Linked DNA regions of Mus musculus: region 1 is linked to region 2. A link is a contact called in ENCODE Hi-C or POLR2A ChIA-PET data. All regions are on one chromosome and are shown on one strand. The core of a region is the stretch at or near the end of the contact, and the rest is flanking DNA. Distances in the headings are between cores, read along the strand shown. Region 1 holds the start of Gpat4 (glycerol-3-phosphate acyltransferase 4). Region 2 holds the start of Kat6a (K(lysine) acetyltransferase 6A).

What was found. A loop is a pair of places that touch in the nucleus more often than their neighbours do. ChIA-PET counts read pairs that join two places held with the same protein, here RNA polymerase II (POLR2A).
Region 1: a map of regulatory T cell shows a loop between it and region 2 (3-fold over the local background). The contact joins the promoter of Gpat4 here to the promoter of Kat6a in region 2. A Hi-C loop is called at or near these places in 1 of 37 maps with a recorded cell type or tissue (regulatory T cell). POLR2A ChIA-PET finds 5 or more read pairs at or near these places in 1 of 5 experiments (embryonic stem cell).

The regions. Positions count from the first base shown.
Region 1 is chr8:23,207,188-23,210,741 of GRCm38, forward strand. It overlaps Gpat4 (glycerol-3-phosphate acyltransferase 4), which reads right to left and starts at 1,266. Exons shown (of 13, transcript NM_018743.4): 1 at 1,112-1,266.
Region 2 is chr8:22,857,883-22,861,648 of GRCm38, forward strand. It overlaps Kat6a (K(lysine) acetyltransferase 6A), which reads left to right and starts at 1,664. Exons shown (of 18, transcript NM_001081149.2): 1 at 1,664-1,750; 2 at 3,635-3,720. Gm46036 (a long non-coding RNA gene) reads right to left here and starts at 2,557. Exons shown (of 3, transcript XR_001778526.2): 1 at 2,372-2,557.

The sequences.
Region 1 (3,554 bases), core at 16-2,515, 350 kb after region 2:
ATATAATAATGAGCATACGTTCCTGGTTTTGCATATTTGAAATTCTCCAAATTATAGGTCTGAAAAATTACTCTCAGAAAGAGGAAGGATAATTTAGCAGGCAGGATTACAGTTTTGACCATAGTCTTTGGTCGCAGTGATTTTTATGCCTGTCTTTACGGGGTTGCGATACAATCTCGAAGACACGCTAACTCTGCAGAGACTCTTAAAAGTTCTGCTCAAATTAAGGAAAACGAGCGAAACCAAAGTTCTTCAAAGGCTATCTACCGGTAATACGCAAGAGATGGGTATGGGATGGAACTTAACGTCCGCGAAGCCTGACAATTTCACATAGATTATTCTACAACCTGTGAGTCACCAATGTAATATCCAAGTAAGATGGAAAGTGAATAAATAAGTCAAACTTCCAGGTAGGATGCTACTACCACTGAGGGCATGGAACCAAGGCGAAAGGGAGTCTGGGGTGTGAAGAAGGCTGGAATAGTGGCAGTTCTAGTTAGTGGCTCAGGAAAGTCATGTAGCATCAAGCAGGGCTGCCCCTATCCGGGGGCAAACCTGGACACTGGGACTCTCCAATGCGGGAAGGGGGAGAGGGGGCAGACCCGAAAAAGAAGACAGTGTGAGCACAGCACGGGATAAAGGACGGATTCTGGGGGGGAAACCCGTTTCCACGTGATCTAACGCCGGGTTCTCAGCCACGTTCCTCAGCTCCGGGCCACACCAGGCCGAGGCGGCGAGCGGCCTGCGGAGAGGAGCGTGGTCGGTTGAGGAGGAGAGAAACCGGTCGGGGAGAGAGGAGCGGGGCGGCCGAGGAGAGGAGGGAAGGGAAAGAAAGGGCCGGATGAGGACAGCGGGGCTGGCTGAGCCAAGGAGCCGAGCGGCAAGGAGCCGGGCGACTGGAGAGGAGATGAGGCGGCAAGAGGACAGCGGGGCTAGCCCGGGAGGAGAGGAGCGGGGCTGGCGAAGGACAGGAGTGGGGCAAGCGGGCGTGAAGGAGCTCGGACCGCCCGGCAGCGGCTGCCCCACCGGCGGGACCCCGGCCCGCGGCTGCCGACCCCGCGTCCCGCCCGGGGCCGGGGGCGTCCGGTAGGACCAGGTCCATCCAACTCACCGGCCGTGAGGCTCGGCTCCAGTCCTCGGTGACTGCCGCTCCCGCCCTGCCCTGCCCGCCGCCGGCCCAGGCGTACGTAAGAGCGTGCGTACGCCCGCCCGTCTTTGTCTACGCCGCTGGACGTGGACCCCACTCCCCTCAATCCCCGCCCCCGAGTCCCGCCCAACCGCGCTTGCGCGGTCTCCCGGAGGACCCCAGGGTGGGCGGGGCTCCGGCGATGCTCGCTCCTCGCACTGATGCTCGCCAGCGTGAGCCGAGGTCGCTTTCTGAAAGCCAACCGGGGCCTGTCTGAGCTGTGTCCAGAACAGGCATCGTTCCCGGGGAGAGGGAGAACCCGGCATGGCGAGGTTCATTTACTGAGTCTTTGTGGGACTTTGTGTGAGATTCGGTTCCGGCTGGCCACGAAACGTTAGCCACCATCCCAGCACTACCCGGGCATCCCGGAGCTTCTCTTAACGTAATTGGCTGGTTGGCCAACTGCAGTTTTCCAACCCAGCCACAGTTCTAACTAACCTCTCCTCAGACTGGAAGCTTCAAAGACAGGCTTGTTTTGCTGACGTGGGTCCTTTATAGTGGAAGAAAGAGAAAGAAGGGATGGGGGACACGCCTCTTTGGCCCACCCCACCCCCTTTTAAGACAGGACGTCTTGTAATACAGACTTGCCTCAAAAACTGCGAATTGCCCAATGACCTTCAGTTTCTGCACCGACTGCTTCCACCTCCTGAAGTGCTGGAATAAACTACCGTCCCAAGTTTTATAAAGTGCTGGGGGCTGGAACTCAGGGCCTCGTGCATGCTAAAAGAAGCACTCGACCAGCTGAGCCACATTCCCAGCCTCCGAGTTTATTGCTTTTGTATACTTCCAAGAGTACCTAACCTTTCCCCTAATTCAGGACTTAAACCTCCATTTGTTGATTTCTTCACAAACTTTTACACAACTCCAGGTATGTAACTATAACAGGAATACAAGACATATTTAATGATAATAAATTTATTTAAAAGCATTTTTGCTATGTATTTGTAGCTTTCCTATATTAACTATTAAAGCAAATTTGCATATTAATGAGATGGATGTGTTTGCCACTCTATTAATTTATTATTTTATTTTTGGTTTTTTCGCTGGCTGTCCTGGAACTCACTCAGTAGACTAGACTGGTCTTGAACTCAGAAAAACGCCTGCCTCTGCCTCCCAAATGCTGGGATTAAAGGCATGCGACACCACTGCCCGGCTGCCACTCTTAATATAAAGAAATCAGCTAAATATTTGATACCAAAGGATATAAAACATAAAGTTTCCCAACGTTTTAAATTTTATAATTGTCAATGCTGAGAACACCGTTTCACAAATACCTTGTACAAAACAATATTAGTAAGTTTATGAACATTTCAGAAATTATTAGAGATTCTGCCCTAATCCCAAGCCAAAAATGATTTAACAGATTTTTGTGAGCAGATTAACTGAAGCAGTTTTTAAAATCAAGAATTCTAATACAGTGCAACCCCTGAATGTGCTAATTTGATGCTTACTTACAATGCTTACCTGCTGAGGAATGACTACAGGAAAATATTTTTTAAAGTCATGGTTTCTTCAAAATGAAACATGATAGCTAACTAACACTCACTGAAACACTCCACAGATGTAAGGGCAGGAGGATCAGAAGTTCAATGTCACCTTTAGCTATACAGTAAGTCCAGGTCAGCCTGGACTAGCCCTGTGACACTCTGTCTTAAAACAACCCCCAAAGAACTAGTGAATGAGTCAGTGGGGGAAAGGCACTGTTGTCAAACCTGATGACCTGAGTTAATTCCAGGGATCCACTCTTGCAAGTTATCCTTTAACCTCAGCAGGTGGACTGGGGCAAAAGCAAGCTCATGAATGCGCATGGATGCAAACACGCCAACACATCAGTGGATAAACGTAATAAGAACATTTTTAAAACTAACATAGGGCAGGCATGGTAGCAAACACCTTTAATCTAGCACTTAGAAAACAGAGGCAGTGAATTTCTATAAGTTTGAGGCCAGCCTGGTTTGAATAGTAAGTTCTAGGCTAGCCAGGGTTATATAGTGAGAAAATAATTACTTAGAAATATAAAAGATACAGGTGGGACTAGAGAGATGGCTCAACAATGGACAGTTCTGACTCTTCTTTCAGAGGACACCAGCTCCATTCTCAGCACTCATGTGGTAGCTTATAACTAACTCCAGTTCCAGGGGGATCCAATAGCCCTTTCTGGCCTCCACAGACACACATGTGGGCAAAATGCCCATAAACAATTTTTAAGTAAAATTAAAATAAGTAAATAAAAACTTTCAAAATGTACTCTAGAGAGTGCCTGGCAGTAAGATGTAAGTGTGAAGTTCAAAGCCGACTAGTGAGCAACATCTTTTTAAATATCCCTTCCAGAGCTGGGGAAATAAATGGCTGAGTGGCTAAAGTGCTC
Region 2 (3,766 bases), core at 414-2,913:
TTTGGGTGATCCAATAAACCTCTCCACAACTGCTTGTTATCAACATCAGTATAGGGCACTGCAGGCCCTTTGCGTGAGTTTCCCAGGCTAGTATTAATATGGAATAGTTTCAACAGTCTAGTGTGCATAGTCGTCTGGGCAAGAATTAGGGTGGAGGAGGGCTACTCAGATCTGAAAGCAGGGAATGAGGTTTGGAGACAGGACATGAGGTGAGGTGTAAACTTATTTCTCAGACGCTTACAAATGCTTATTCACTATAAGCGCTGTTTTGAGCCCTTGGCATCATGTTGGTTAGATGCTGGGATGCCAAATGGCACTGTCGAAGAACATTAACCTGGGAATATACTAAAAGCATTACGACTACACCTGAACTGTAAAGTGAATAAAGCACAAAACCAACAAAGTAATATCAAAGTTATGGCAGCGACTAGCAGGTGTTTTTTTCCTTTTTGGTAAAGCTATGATAAAATGAGGTGGCGGGGGGTTAACAGTCTAGGAAGGGGACATAAACCAAGTGCAAGGGTAGCAGCAATACAAGTCTCAAGCTGTTGAGCTTTAACGTCTTTCCAGGGAAGGGGTATGTGTGTGTGGGACTCAATCTCAAGAGTTTCTAGTGGACCAAAGACAAAGAAACAGGTAGCCAGTAGCGGAGAGGCTTGCCCTAGCCAAGAGTCTCTGCGGTTCAGCCATCAAACTGCACAGGGTAGGAAAAGAAGAGAAAGACCCAGGTTCCACAAGCAACCGTGCCATAATAGCTGTGTGACCTTGTCCAAGTCCTAGAAACCGAGCTCGGTGGGTGGTGTTTCTTATAAACATGTTTCCAAGGTTTAGTGACTTGCGGGCAGGGGGGTCAGTCAAGTGCCCTAGGTGGGCATCTTGTTGGCTGACAAGGAGTGTCCAACTTCGTGCCCTCTCCCCTTTCTAGCCAGACTATTCTTTGAACCACGGGGGGATGAGCAGCTGGAGTGCAGAGTGAGCAGAAAGGCGAAGGCAAAAGAAGGAACTCCTGCCACCCGCGTTCCCCCGCCCAGCCACGGAGCTCCCGAAGCCACTGTGTGTGTGTGTGTGTGTGTGTGTCCCCGACCCTGCAAGGCAGCCGCGGGTGCACGCCCCCGGGCGCTAACAAGGGCCTGGGAACCCGGGCGGACGCCGCGCGCCGGGAGCTCCGAGCTTCCTAGCTCCGAGGTTTCGGCGTCGCGCCGAAGCCGCCCCACCCAAGCGCCCGCCCGCCCGCCCGCCCGCCCGCCCGCCCGCTCCAAGTTTCCCGGGCTGTATAATCCGGGTGCACCTTCCGCCTGTGGCCTCGCCATTCTGCCCGATCGCTGCGCGTGAGAAAGGAGGAGGGGACGCCCCCAGCTGTTGGCCTCCAGCCCGGCCAACTCCCGCTTCCACCCGGGCTTCGGCCTTTTGTACCCGCCCCACGTGACCCGCCCAGCGGCTCCCTCCACCCCGCCCCCCGTGGCCCCGCCCTCCGGCCCTTCCCGGCGACGAGCCGGCTCTTCCAGCTACCGGCCGCCCCCCTCCCGCGCTCCTCCGCTCCCTCCCTCCCGCCCGCCCGCGCAGGCTGTTCCCGCTCCCTCCCCAGGCAGCCGTTCCCTCGCGACGCTCCCCTCCCCCCGCGGCTGTTCCGCCGCTTGGCCTCCCCTCCCCCCAGTCGGAGCTCACTGTCTCCAAGATGGCGGCCGTGTCAGTTTGGGGCATCTCCGCGGTCCGGCCCGGGCCCCCGGGATCCCGGCTGTCTTCCCCCCAGGTAAGGAGCCGAGGGGCCGCCCCCGGTCGCTCCCAGCTGCCGAGCCCGAGGCTAGGCCGCCCCGGAGTCTGCTTCGGCGCCTCGCGGGGACGGCGGGCCGCTTGCAGGCCCCGCCGCGGCCTGCGCCGCCTCCCCGCTGCTCTGCGCCAGGCCTCGGGCTGGGCGCCGCGGCCGCCCCCTCGCGTCCGACTCCGCGGCCCGGCCCGCGCCCGCCCTCCGGGCTCGCGCCGACGGGCCCGCCGCCGCCGCCGCCCTAGCTCCGCCGGCGGCCCACTCCGGGAGCCGGGGCTCCCTGGCGCCGAGCAGCCAGGCCGCGGAGCCTGGGGCTGCTGTGCGGGCTCGCCCGCTCTCCCTCGGGGGCGCGCCCGCCGTCCGTCCGCCCGCCCGCCCGCCGCTCCCGCCGCTCCCGGCGCCGGGCGGGCGCGCACTCCGGGCTGTGCGGAGTGCGCGGAGATCCGAGCGGGGTTGAGCGGTGCAGGGTGACAGCCTGGTGGGTGCAGTGGTCTGGAGCAGGCAGCACGTGTGGTGTTGTGTCTGTCGGACTGTCAGCCCCTAGCCGGGACGGGTGGCGGCGGGCTTGCCTGTCAAGAGCTCCGCGACTTTGGGCCGGACCTGCCCTACCTGTCAGGCTCCGTCACAGCCGGTGTCCCCCTTGCTGCTCTTCTGAGCCGACCCCTTGGAGCGAAGAGCTCGGAGGAGCTGGGGCTAGAGCTTACTATGCTCCTAACTCCACGTGATTTCATTGTTAACTTACTCTCCGGGCTGTGTTTCCATAGAATGGGACCGGCGAAGCGGTCCGCTGGCAAACTGCGGGGCTCTGCCGCTTCAAGTTTTTTTTAAAGTTCCTTGGGCTTTAAATCGAGGGCGCGCGCAGATGTGTTTTGGGTTGGGAGAGAGAGCGGGAAGGGCTTTGCGAGCCCGGCTGGTCTTTCTTTCTAGCTCGCGAGTGTACTTTCTGAGAGTTAGGGTTCAGATCTTCAGAGCGTTGGTTTGTGCAGACTCGCAGATTGGGGAAACTTCCGGCCGGAAAGACAATGTGTGACTGTCATTCATTCTTTTTCACCTGAAAACTCAGCCACATAGGGTGTTCCCACCTTCTTAGGTCTTAGTCCTGGTTACTTTAAAGTTAGTGTCTATATCAGAAACATCCCTTGGGTAATAATTCTGATGTTTGTCCTCGTAAAACCTCCACTAATATGAAGCACCCCTCCTGGGGAGGGGGGTACTTCTTTTAGTTAGCTAATTTTGAAATACATTTTGGCCCCGGGTGCTAATGCTTTTTTTCTTACTAGTACTATTTCATTCCTCATGTATTAGTCTCCCGTTTGCCTGCACACTGTTGGGAATAGTTGCTGAAGGGGTGCCCCCGCCCCTTTTTTGCTGTGTTTATATTGTACACGTGCTCCAAAACATGAGAAGTTCAAAGTTACACTTAGTTTTGGAGGAACAAGTTCAGAGGTAGTAGTATATTTGTTTTTGTTTTATTGACTAATGTACATTCTGAGATAGCAATCTCAAATTTACATTTTTATCAGATCATAGGCAGTTACTTGTTTTCTGTATTGTACGATTTTACATGTATCTGCATTTGATCCAAATGATTCTAGGCCTTTCTTATTTCTAGTTTATCTGTAGATTATGTTTGACAGTTGTCATTTCCTTCAGTGTATGGGTATTGGTGAAAGTTTGAATGAAATTCCTTACACACTTTGACACTAAGCTGTTTTCGTTTGCATTACTCTCCGTATTGTGGTGTGTGAAGCAGGTTTATTTTCTTTCGTGTAGGAACTGATCAGATTGCTGTTAGTGGTTTCTGCAGAGCTTACTGTCTGTTTCCTATCCACTGGAATTTTGAAAGCTGATCCACTTTTGCTTTTGTTGCAGGATTCTTCCTACTAATCCAGATACTTGTTGAAGTGCTGAATAGTTTCTTGGGGACAATGTGGAGGACGAGTTGACCCCCTAGACTGGTGAGCACAGATTGCGGAGGACTAACTAGCACTCCTCCGGTTAGTT